Regions from separate parts of the Mus musculus genome. Here all the other regions are linked to region 1. Evidence: chromatin contacts called from ENCODE POLR2A ChIA-PET data. All regions are on one chromosome and are shown on one strand. Each heading gives the region's core, a stretch centred on a gene start or an enhancer-like site at or near the end of the contact. The rest is flanking DNA. Distances are from core to core; before and after follow the strand shown. Region 1 holds the start of Mbd3 (methyl-CpG binding domain protein 3). Region 2 overlaps Gm31298 (a long non-coding RNA gene). Region 3 holds the start of Abhd17a (abhydrolase domain containing 17A). Region 4 holds the start of Rexo1 (REX1, RNA exonuclease 1).

Evidence for each region. ChIA-PET counts read pairs that join two places held with the same protein, here RNA polymerase II (POLR2A).
Region 2: POLR2A ChIA-PET joins it to region 1 with 13 read pairs in embryonic stem cell. The contact joins the enhancer-like site here to the promoter of Mbd3 in region 1. POLR2A ChIA-PET finds 5 or more read pairs at or near these places in 4 of 5 experiments (Patski and embryonic stem cell).
Region 3: POLR2A ChIA-PET joins it to region 1 with 14 read pairs in embryonic stem cell. The contact joins the promoter of Abhd17a here to the promoter of Mbd3 in region 1. POLR2A ChIA-PET finds 5 or more read pairs at or near these places in 2 of 5 experiments (Patski and embryonic stem cell).
Region 4: POLR2A ChIA-PET joins it to region 1 with 14 read pairs in Patski. The contact joins the promoter of Rexo1 here to the promoter of Mbd3 in region 1. POLR2A ChIA-PET finds 5 or more read pairs at or near these places in 3 of 5 experiments (Patski and embryonic stem cell).

Annotation. Positions count from the first base shown.
Region 1 is chr10:80,398,179-80,400,915 of GRCm38, forward strand. Mbd3 (methyl-CpG binding domain protein 3) reads right to left here and starts at 1,353. Exons shown (of 7, transcript NM_001306143.1): 1 at 1,040-1,353. The coding sequence starts at 1,053.
Region 2 is chr10:80,616,932-80,619,668 of GRCm38, forward strand. All of the region lies in intron 1 of Gm31298 (a long non-coding RNA gene), which reads right to left. Among named protein-coding and RNA genes, the nearest start is that of Gm31298, 4.4 kb to the right of the region's middle. Within about 2 kb of position 1,365, at least 1 of the 3 ENCODE cell types and tissues checked has a DNase peak (open chromatin) inside an H3K27ac peak, as active enhancers do.
Region 3 is chr10:80,588,959-80,591,695 of GRCm38, forward strand. Abhd17a (abhydrolase domain containing 17A) reads right to left here and starts at 1,383. Exons shown (of 5, transcript NM_145421.2): 1 at 1,217-1,383.
Region 4 is chr10:80,560,140-80,562,876 of GRCm38, forward strand. It overlaps Rexo1 (REX1, RNA exonuclease 1), which reads right to left and starts at 1,421. Exons shown (of 15, transcript NM_025852.3): 1 at 1,125-1,421. The coding sequence starts at 1,281.

The DNA.
Region 1 (2,737 bases), core at 103-2,602:
AGAACAGCAGGTGTAGGTTGCCTGGCTATTATTCAGATAGACAGCTTTCACTGCCCTGATTAAAAGGTTGCAAATATGGTCTATGTAGACGCTGCCTCAAAAAAAAAAAAAAAAAAAAAAAAAAAAGGCTGGAGAGTTGGCTAAGAGGTCATGAGTTCAATTGCTAGCAACCACATGGTGGCTCACAACCTTCTATTGGGTGATCTGATGCTCTCTCTTCAAGCAGGCAGAGCACTCATGCATTAAATAAATAAAAAATTTAAAATATTTTTTAAAGAGCAGACTTATTCATAAAAAAGTCTTGCACACAAAAACCACATTCACATTAGTCAGAAGCCACTGTGATGTTACATTTGGGGCCACCGCTCAAGAAGAGCAAGGGCTTTGGAAACGCCATAAAAATGGGGGACATTTTGCTGAACAAGAAGCCAAACCCAAATTTATGCAGGTGAGGGGATCAGGCCACCTGGGGCAGTTCCCTTGCTTCCCGAAACCATGATAAAGTCCCCGCGAGGGTCAAAGGGTCAGCCCATCCCCCTCCCACCCCCGCTTCCCAGCGGCGTCTGGCCAAGGCCCGGGCGCCCCTCGCACGGCGCGCACGGTCCCCGATTCCTTGGAGGACAAAAGCCCGCGCCACAGGCGGGCTAAAAGCCACGAGGCTGAAGCCTTGGCTGCAGGCGTGGCGCACGCGCACTCACAGCAGCGCTGGGTGGCGCGGATCAGCAAAAGGCAAGGCACTGGGTTCAACGCATGCGCGCTGAGGCGAGCCATGGCCGGCGCGTGCGCACTGACCACAGCTGGCACGTAGGACGCACGCTCGGACGCACGCTCGGACGCACGTCGCCCGGCCCAGACCGCGGCCCGCAGTCGGGGCGCCCAGGCCGCCGCAGAGGCCGCTGGGAGGCGCCCGTTGGGGCCCTGCGCGGCCGGCGCGCTCATTCACCTATAGTAAAAGACATCCCTGTGGCCGGCCGACAGCCCCGACCTCCTGGGCACTTCTTCCCTTTCCCAGCCCTGCGGGAGCGCCGGGCACTCCCACCTCTTCCGCTCCATTGCGCCCCGGCTTTTCCGCCCGCCGTGGCCGATGCCGCCGCCGCCGCCGCTTCTGCAAGTTGCGACCCCCGGGCTCGTCGCCGATTCGGCTCCCTCCGCCGCCGCCACTCGCCGCAGCTGTTCTGTCCCACGGGCCTCCGCCCTCCGCCCCCAGCCGGGCGCGCGCCGGCTTCGCCACCCGCTCGGCCCCCTCCCCGCGCTTCACAGCCCCCGCTAGGGGGGCCGCTCCGCCCACCCGCCCGCGCGTGGGGCTCGTCTGCGCAGGCGTGGAGTCGGCCCCGCCCCTTCGCGCTCGCAGGACCAGTCTGACTGCCGTCCAGACTCTCTGCGCAGCCGCGGCCCCGACCCAGCCTTCGCTTGCCTTCAAGACCCGCCCCAAGGCTGTGAAGCCAATCAGATCACTTCAGCTCCTCGGCTTAAAATGCACAGTTGGCTACGTCCCGCCTTGCGGGAGACGCCCACAGGGCATGGAGACCAATCAGCGCTCAGAACCTCGTTCTGTGCTTAACTTCTCATATAAATCTGCTCTGAGACAAGGACAGCCAATCAGCGTGGCCGGGGTGGGACAACCATTGCGTTTGCGCTCTAGACTCCGGAAGCACAGTGTGTGCTGCACCTGGTCTGTACCAAGCTGGAGCAGTTTCGCCCGAGCTGCCGTCCTGGTCCTGGGGTCGCGCTGGGCTGCACCTGCGCAGTGTGCGTTTGTCAGGGACCCGCCTGGGCTTTGTGAAAAAGATCGAGTACAACTCGGGGCCTTCGACGCAGTCCTGCTTCCCTCTGCGTTTCGTTCTGGCCTCTCGGCTGTTCCAGCCCCAGCCTCTATTGCGTTACTGCGAGGACAGAAATGCACCACCACTCCCGGCTTCACCAAGAACTATTTAAGAAGTTTGTTCTTTGCAGCAGTACTGAAAATAGAAAGCAGAACCTTACACGTGGTAGACTTTCTGCCGTTAGGCTGCACCCCAGCCTGAGTTTGATGGCTCACGAACCTATTTAGAACATTCCTGGCCAGCCTGGGCCACACAGCAATACCCTAAAATCAGGCCAGGAATAGTGGCACGTGCTTGCCATCTCAGCACTGGGATAGTGGAGGAAGGAGGATCAAGCACTTCAAGACCAGCTTGGAGTTTACTAGATCCAGCATCAGAAGGAAGAACAAAACCAAAAACTGGTTTCTAAGTTAGTGAATGGAGTCACTCGCACTATCGCCCCTTGTCTACCGCAGCCCTGAGGACAGGGAGCTGGGGGGTCACTTACTCCTGCTTGGTACTGTCGGCTGCTTTGCCACTCAGGCCCAGCCAGACTTACCCAGGGAACATGCCTGAAGGCCAACTACCTTCTCACCCAGGCTTCCATTATACAGTACCTGGAAGACCTCTCTTTGAAAGGGGACCCTCCCTGACAAGGAGAGCTGCCAAGGGATCATGAGGTGAAATCACAACACATTTAAAGATCTTTGTCTTGCCTGCAATTTTTGGAGCTCAGGAACTGTATTTTATGAGCTAGGATTTGGGTCCCCAGATCAGGAGGAGAGATCAGATCACAGTGAAGAAGGTCAGGGGGACATGGAGGCTGGGATTAGTGTTTTGTATTTTTGAGTCAGAGTCTGACTTTGTAGCTTTCCCTGGCCTTGAACTCCGAGATCCTTCTGCCCCCTGCTTCCCAGGTGCTGGGATTAAGCCAG
Region 2 (2,737 bases), core at 115-2,614, 220 kb after region 1:
TTTGTTTGTTTTTTGGTTTTTCGAGACAGGGTTTCTCTGTGTAGCCCTGGCTGTCCTGGAACTCACTCTGCAGACCAGGCTGGCCTCGAACTCAGAAATCCACCTGCCTCTGCCTCCCAAGTGCTGGGATTAAAGGCGTGTGCCACCAGGCATGATGGTTTGCTTTTTTAAAACAAGGCCTCCTGTAGCACAGGCTGGCCTTGAACTATTGATTGTCTTGCATCCACCTTTTTTTGGGGGGTACTGGACGTCAAGATAGGGTTTCTCTGTGTAGCCCTGCCTCTTCTGAAACTCACTCTGTAAACTAGGCTGGCCTTGAATTCACAGAAGTCCTTCTGCCTTTGCCTTTCAAGTGCCACTGCTCCACTTTTGCCTCAGCTGTCTACATGCTGGGATAACAGGTATATTGGAGCACTCTGCACTGAGCTGTTCTTTATTGGTGCATTCCAGTCACATCTCTTTCTGGTGTCCTTGTTACCTCATCTGCTGGCTGGACAGGATGCTAGGGACACAGTGCAGAACATGTTCATCTCAACTCGGGAAGAGATTTGGAAGTTTCTCCCTGGAGTTTTCATTTAGGACGGTTCCTCTAATCTTTAGAACGCACTGGAATGCTTTAAAATGGGGAAATAGAGGAAAGTTATATATAGAAACACTGTTGTCAGAATCTGGGGGATTGGGGAGGGTTCCTTGCCAGAGTCCACCTTTTCTCAGGATGGTAAGTAGATAAAACATACTTGTCTCTTCCCTCCAAAGCAGACATTACCAATCAACCACTCATTCTAACAATCTCTGGGCCGACATCACCAATCAATTGATGAATGAATGATTTCCTCCATGCTTTGCATAGGACAGAATTAAGCAAGCAATCTGCCAGCCAATGTCTTCCATTCTATGGGCAGGGTGGGCATCACAAATCAACTGATGGACAAATATCTTCCTCCATTCTTTGCACAGGGCAAAGATTAGCAGTTAATCTCACAGTCAGTGATGCCCTCTTCCACTCTGCGTACAGGTCAGGCATCAATAATTAAGTCAGTATGTCAGTGATGGCCTCCCTCCTACGTATAGGGAAGATCAAGTCAAGTGGCATCCAAAGGAAAGCACATGGCAGCTCAATTCCAATTCCACTTTTTAGACATGAGGCTGAGGCCCAGGACTTTGTGCAGGCACACCCCAAAACAAAGTGAACTCTGGCAGGGCAGTGCCTATGGCTCCCACACGCATCCCTGGGAATTAGCTTGGGCTCTAGCTCCAGGTGCAACATCAAGAAAAAAACGGCATTGAGTCTTCCAAGGCCGGTTCTTGCTGGATGACCCAGACTATCCTGTCCCCTTAGAGGGAAACTACCATGGTTGGGATGGGGTGGGGAGCTGGGCATCCTGCCACTCTGAGGGAGGAAGCCGTTTGTAACCGGAGTCTCCGAGAATATCAGTGCAGGGTGAGGGCAGCTGTCATCTGCTCGCTCAGCATCCTGTGCCTTTTGCTCGGGACAGGATGTTGTCAAGCTGAGCTCTCTCTGCTTCCTCCAACTACCAAGAGCTCCACTTACAAGCAAGTGATGAAGTCACCTGGTCTGCGGGAGCTTTCTACCCTGGTGTCTGGGTGGGGGCTCAGCGGGTCCTACTCACCTAGCACACATTCTCAGGAGATTAGGAGTTCTAGGTCACACTCTGCTACATACAAGGTTTGAGACCATGAGATTCTGATTTAAAAAAAAAAAAAAAAAGGCCGGGCGTGGTGGCTCACACCTTTAATCCCAGCACTCAGGAGGCAGAGGCAGGCAGATTTCTGAGTTCGAGGCCAGCCTGGTCTACAGAGTGAATTCCAGGTCAGCCAGGGCTATACAGAGAAACCCTGTCTCAAAAAAACCAATAAATAAATAAAAAAATAAAAAATCTTGGAGTCTGGAGAGAGCTCTGCACTGGCTGCTCTTCCAGAGGACCCAGGTTCAATTCCCAGCAACCACAGGACAGCTAACAACTGTCTGAAACTCCAATCCCAGGGGACCCAACACCTTTACACAGACATGTACACAGGCAAAACACCAATACACATGAAATAAAAATAAGCAAGCCAGGCATGGTGGCTCATGCTTTTAATCCCAGCACTCGGGAGGCAGAGGCAGGCGGATTTCTGAGTTCGAGGCCAGCCTGGTCTACAGAGTGAGTTCCAGGACAGCCAGGGCTATACAGAGAAACCCTGTCTCAAAAAAAAAAGGAAAAAAAATAAACATAAAAAAATCTTGGGCAGTGGTGGTGCAGCCTTTAATCCCAGCAGTTGGGGAGGCAGAGGCAGGCGGACTTCTGAGTTCAAGGCCAGTCTGGTCTACAAATGAGTCCTAGGAAAGCCAGGGCTACACAGAGAAACCCTGTCTCAAAAAACCCAAAAATAAATAAATAAATAAATAAATAAATAATATATTCTTGGTGGTGCACACAAACTTTTATTTCTAGTACATGGGAGGCTAAGACAGGAGGATCTCTGTGAGTCCAGGACTACATAGAAAGTGTCAGGTCAGTCTGGACTACACAGTGGAATCCTGTATACACACACACACACACAGTCACCAAGCAAACAAAAACTTCTTGGCTTGCTGGGATGACCTGAGCTCAATACTCAAACCCTACACAAGGCAGAGGGAGATGAGCTCCATTACCTTAACGTGTGCTGTGGCACATGCAAGTGTACATACACACCCCACATACAAAATAAAATCTTAAAATATTCTAATATC
Region 3 (2,737 bases), core at 133-2,632, 190 kb after region 1:
TCTCAACCTGCAGTATGTTTTCTAGACAAGTCAAGCAAGGGGAGGCCTCAGTTTCCTGCCTGTGGCTGTCCCTACGTATGCCAGTATCCTGAGTCTGCCATATGGGGAGGAACTCTCAGTCATGATTCCAGATACTTCTACAGTTAACTAGTTCTCCATCCTGCATGGGGCAGGACCTGGAAGACCCACTTCCACTCAACAACCATGTGCAGGGCAGCCAGAGAAAATAAAGCTGTGGAAGAAAGACATTAAAGACATAAGCCTCTGGGACCTGCCAGTGTTATATGGAGAGGACAGACAGCATGTGGGACCTCATGTCACAGATGGGGCCACTGGGTACTGTAAGCCGGGATTATTCACTCACTGCCACAAAGCCCAAGCATTGTGATCACAGACATAAAACCAGGCCCTGGTGTTACAAGCAACCAAGCTACTGTAAGGGCTCTAGGATGACCTACATATGACTGTCTGCTCTGGCATGCCTCACCGGGCCAGTCATAGTAGGGAGGCAACCCTCTAGGAGCTGAAGAGTTCAAAGAATGTAGGGTTGAGGGAGGTGGCTCAGCAGGTAAAGGCACTTGCTACCAAGTTTGAAAATCCGATTTGGATCAGGGGACCAGCATGGTAGGAGAGGACTGACTTCAGGAAGCTGTCCTCTGCGTGGGCGCACACACGTGAAAAAAAGGAAATAGCTCAGTGACAGAGGACCGCAGAGGTAAACCCGGGCAGCAGGAGAGGATTCGAAAAACTGCAAGGGCTCCCAGGGGAGCAGGGTCTGCTCAAGCTGCACCCTCAGCAAGAGGGTGCTTCAGCAAGAGGGCTTCATCGTGGGGGTGATGAGGAACCATAAAGGAGTCCTGGGCTGCAGAAAGGAAGCCTGCAGTGGGCCCCCGCTGGCAGGAAGACGCCAGGTGAGTGGCAAAGGTGGCCGGTGAATGTCAGCAGACAGATGTAGACAGAGAGGGTGTGGGACAGTGGCCTGGGTCTGCGGCTGGCCCGGGCGTTTCTTGGGGACACAGCCGTGTCCTGAGGAGGTTAAGCGACTGCTCCAGGATCGCTGCACTGGGACATGGGGATGCCAGGGACACGGTGGGTGCGCTGGTCTCACAGCCATCCCCGGAGAGCGCAGGGAGGTCTCGGACGCAGGGCCCCCGCTCGATTCGGCCCCACACCATAAACCGCCGCAGCCCGCGCGCGCCCGCCCGCCTGCACTCACCGCCGCCCGCGCCCGCCGGCCCGGGGGCCGCACTCCATGGCTCCCGGCCGCCCGCCCGTGCGTCCGTCTGTCTGTCCCCCGGGGACCCCGACCCAGCCTCCTGCACCGCCACCACCGCAGCTCCGCCGCGGGCGGAAGTGAGCTTGACCTAACACCGCCCCCGGAAGTGATGCGAGGCGAATGCGCAAGCGAGGAGGCCTCTGGCTGTTTATGGGGGCGGAGCAAAGCGACCGCGAAGCGGATTGGGTAGGTTGTTGTGAGGGCGGTACATGTGCTGGAGGTGGGGCCATGAGAAGGAGGAGTCGGATTTCTGGGCGGGGCTCAAGATGGAAGGCGGGACTTGGTTATGCGGGCGGGGCTTTATATGGGGGCGGGGCCTCAATAGAAGTGAAGGTGAATGGTCTGAAGAAGCTTGGCTGGCGACAAGGTGCCCGGTGAAGAGCGGTCTGGGGGCGGGGCCTGGAATAAAGGCGGAACCGAATGGTCTGGGGGCAGGACCTGGATAGGGTGTGACTTTGACCGGAGTAGGGCTGCGTTCAGAGGATGGGATTTGCATTCCCAGTTGATTGGTTAAATTATCCTTGCCTTCCCCCTCCACCCCATCTGCTCATCCCCTCCGTGAATTCCTGGAAGAGGCAATAAAATGAGTTTCTCTCAGGATCTCAAGACAGGAGCTGGAGAGGTGTTCACCCTTTAAGAACACTACACATCCCAGGACCCACAAGGTGGTTCTCAACCACCTGTAACTCCATTTCCAGGAGAATCTACTCCCATTTCAGGCTTCTTCAGATACCCGACAGACACATAGGCAAAACACCTTTACAACCCAATTTTTTTTATTTTATGTTTATTTATTTATTATATGTAAGTACACTGTAACTGTGTTCAGATACTCCAGAAGAGGGCGTCAGATCTCGTTGTGGATGGTTGTGAGCCACAATATGGTTGCTGGGATTTGAACTCAGAACCTTCGGAAGAGCAGTCGATGCTCTTACCCGCTGAATCATCTCACCAGCACCCTACAACCCAATTTTATTTGTCTGTGTATTTACATTACTGCGCCATGGAGCGCCTGTGGAGGTCAGAAAACAGTTTGTGGGAATCCTCTCTGTTCTACCGAGTGAGTCCCTGAGATTAAACTCAGGTTTTCTGGCAAGAGTCTTTTACCCACTGAGCCATCTCACTGGCCCTCGTTTTGAGTTGAGTGTAGGGGGCAGAGGGTGTTCTTTATCTGTTTATTTTATATGTATGTGTGCTTTGCACTCATGTGTGTGCACAACAAATGTACCCAGGGAGGGGGTGTCAAATTCCCAAGAACTAGAGTTATGGGCAGTTGGGTTGCTGGTGAGCCACTACATGGGTTCTGGGAACCAAACCCAGGTTCTTCACAAAAGCAGTAAATGTTCTTTGTTTCTTGTAGTCTTTCTCTTTGTATCCTTGGTTGTCCTGGAACTCATTCTAGTCCAGGGACTTGAACTCAGAGATCTGCCTACCTCTACCAAATGCTGGGATTAAAGGCAT
Region 4 (2,737 bases), core at 171-2,670, 160 kb after region 1:
GATTCACCTGCCTCTACCTCCTAAATGCTGAAATTAAAGGCATGCACCACCATACCTGGGTGCCATGCCACTTTTTAAAGGTTTTTGTTTTTAATTTCATCCACATGAGAGTTTGCCTGGGTGATTGCATTTGCACCACACATGGCTGGTGCCTTGGAACTGGGTTTACAAACCAGCCATGTGGCTGCTGGTAACCCAATCCAGGGCCTCTGCAACAGTAGCAAGCGTGGCCCCCACCCCTCAGACAGGGACTCACTGGCTATGGATTTCTGGAACAAGGCTTCCTATATAGACCAGGCTGGACTCAAACTCAGAGGTCCACCCGGCAATGCCTCTAGAGAAACGGGACTAAAAGTGTGCACGCAGCAGGCCCAGCCCAAAACAGAAAGTGCTCTTAAATCGGAGCCATCTCTCTAGGCTCTCCAATGTCTTCTTTAAATGCAATTGGAATCCTAAGGGTCCGGTTAGGGCCATCCCAGAACCTAGGAGGTTGCAGCTTCAGGGTCCTGGGTCCAAAACTAGCCTGGCCTACAACAGTAAAAACAAACAAAAGACAAATAACAAAACCTTAATGTCTTTTCTCTAATACAATACTTCCTACACACTGCCTGATCCCTGAGGCCTTCTTCAAAATGTCATCACACTAATTGCGACATGCTCCCTGCCAAGCTCAAAGTCCACACCCGTTCAAGGCAAGGGGGTTTTCCGCTCGACAAACAGCAGGTGCCCCTATGGCCTTGTGCATCCAACTACTGGAGACAGTGGGGGGGGGGGGGGGACTCATCCCAGGAAACTGTCGCGTTCGTAAACAAGGTATGCCACAAGCGCACAGGGTGGCGTGCGTGGTGACGGGAGGGAATGATATATCGTTCGGAACAAGGTGGACAGAATAAGAACCGGAGGAGTTGCACCAAGTCCCCTAGCTTGGGGACGGGGATGCACGGTCTCTCGCTCCGTCGTGACCGTCTTTATGCTTTAATGACCAGAGAGGTCTAGACATTTGCACAGCATCGCGATGGCAGCTAGGAGAGGGACAGCAATCTGACAGTGCGCGGTCTGGCTGAGCAAGGGAAACATGTAGCACGGGCGGGCTGTGGGACCCAGGGCGGTCCTATGGGCTTTACCTGATGCAGGAGATGCTGCGCCGCCGCTACCGGGAGCGCCGGGACCCCGAGCTCCGCGGTGCCGGAAGTGGCAGTAGGGCCGCCGGCAAGGCCCCCCGGGAGCTCCCGCCCAGTATGGGCAGTCGATGGAGCGGAAGAAGCCGGTAGAACGTAGCATGGTCCGTTCCGCAGCGGGGCCCCGGCCCGGAGATACCCGGGACCCCGGGACCCCTCCTCACACTCGCCCCGGAGGCTTCCGCTCGCGCTTTTCGGACCCCGCCGACGCCGCCATCTTGCCCCGAGGCCCCCAGAGGCCCCCGGGACGCTGTCGCTAGGGACGCCGGGAAGGGCTGACTGAAGTGCGCCTGCTTACAATGTCGTCTCCCGCGGAACTGTAGCCGTCGGAAGACCCGAAGCTTAGGACAAGAGAAGCTTTAAAGAACGCGTGATTATATGCTTCTGGTCCTGAGAACCTTCCGGCACCGGACTTTCGCGGGTGCAGCTTCGCAATCTTGAGCCTCAAGCCCCTGAGAAGCCTGGGCTGTCCAGAGTGCGCCTGGCTGGAAATGCACCGCGAGTCTCCGCTGTAATCTTTGGCTATATAAGGCCGTCGTGCGCCCCCCGGAGGACGAGGAGAGCTTCACGGCCAGGGTTTTTGTTTGATTTAGGATTTACTTTCTAATTCTATGTATGTGCAACATGAGTGTTTCTGATTCTCGCTGAAGTCAGAAAAGGGCTTTGGATACCCAGAAATTGGAGCTACTCATGGTTATGAACGGTCATGTGAGTACTGGGAACCGAACCCAAGTCTCCAATTGCTGTAAGTGCTCTTCACCACTGAGCCAACTCTCTAGCCAGGGTCTTAATTGGCTGAGGTGCCTATCCTGAGAAACCTACCTAATTGATGCTCAAATAGTCACCTAACCACGAGGGGTATCAGTGGGGCATTTCTTTTTTCTTTTTGCCGTGCCTAGATACATACACTAGACAAGGGCACTCCAACTAAGCTACACTCTGGAAATATATTTGATTTTTTTTTTTTTGTTTTTTTGTTTTTTTGTTTTTGCTTTGTTCTGGGGTGTTTGGAGGGAGGCGACACTGTGCACCCGCATGCAGAGGTTAGAGGAGCATACAGCTTCCCACCCCTTTGTTTAGTCTTCCATTTTCTTTCCTTTAAGACAGGCTTCTTCACTGAAGTACTTCAGCTGGGCAGGCTGGCTAGCAAGCTCCCAGCATCTGCTTGCCTCCACCCCAAAGCCTAGGGTGGCACTCACCTGGTCATACCCAGCTTTAAATGGGTGCTGGGGATTAGAACTCAGGTCCTGAGACCTGTGCACAGCTTTCTAACCCACTGAGCCCTCTCCCCAACCGCTTTTCTGTTTTGCTTTTGATTGAGGTAAGGTCTCATGTAACACAGACTGGATGGACTTGCCCATTACACAGTGCTGGAGATGAAACGCAAAGCCTTGTGCTTGCTAGACAGTTACTCCAGTCACTGAGCAACATCCCCAGAACCCCTCTTTCTGTTTGTCTGGACAGGGTCTGGCACTGTAGCCTAGACTGATCTTGGACTTCTGACAGTTTTCCTAAATGCTAAGATTACAGGCCTGAGTCACCATGGCCGCCTGCTTTTT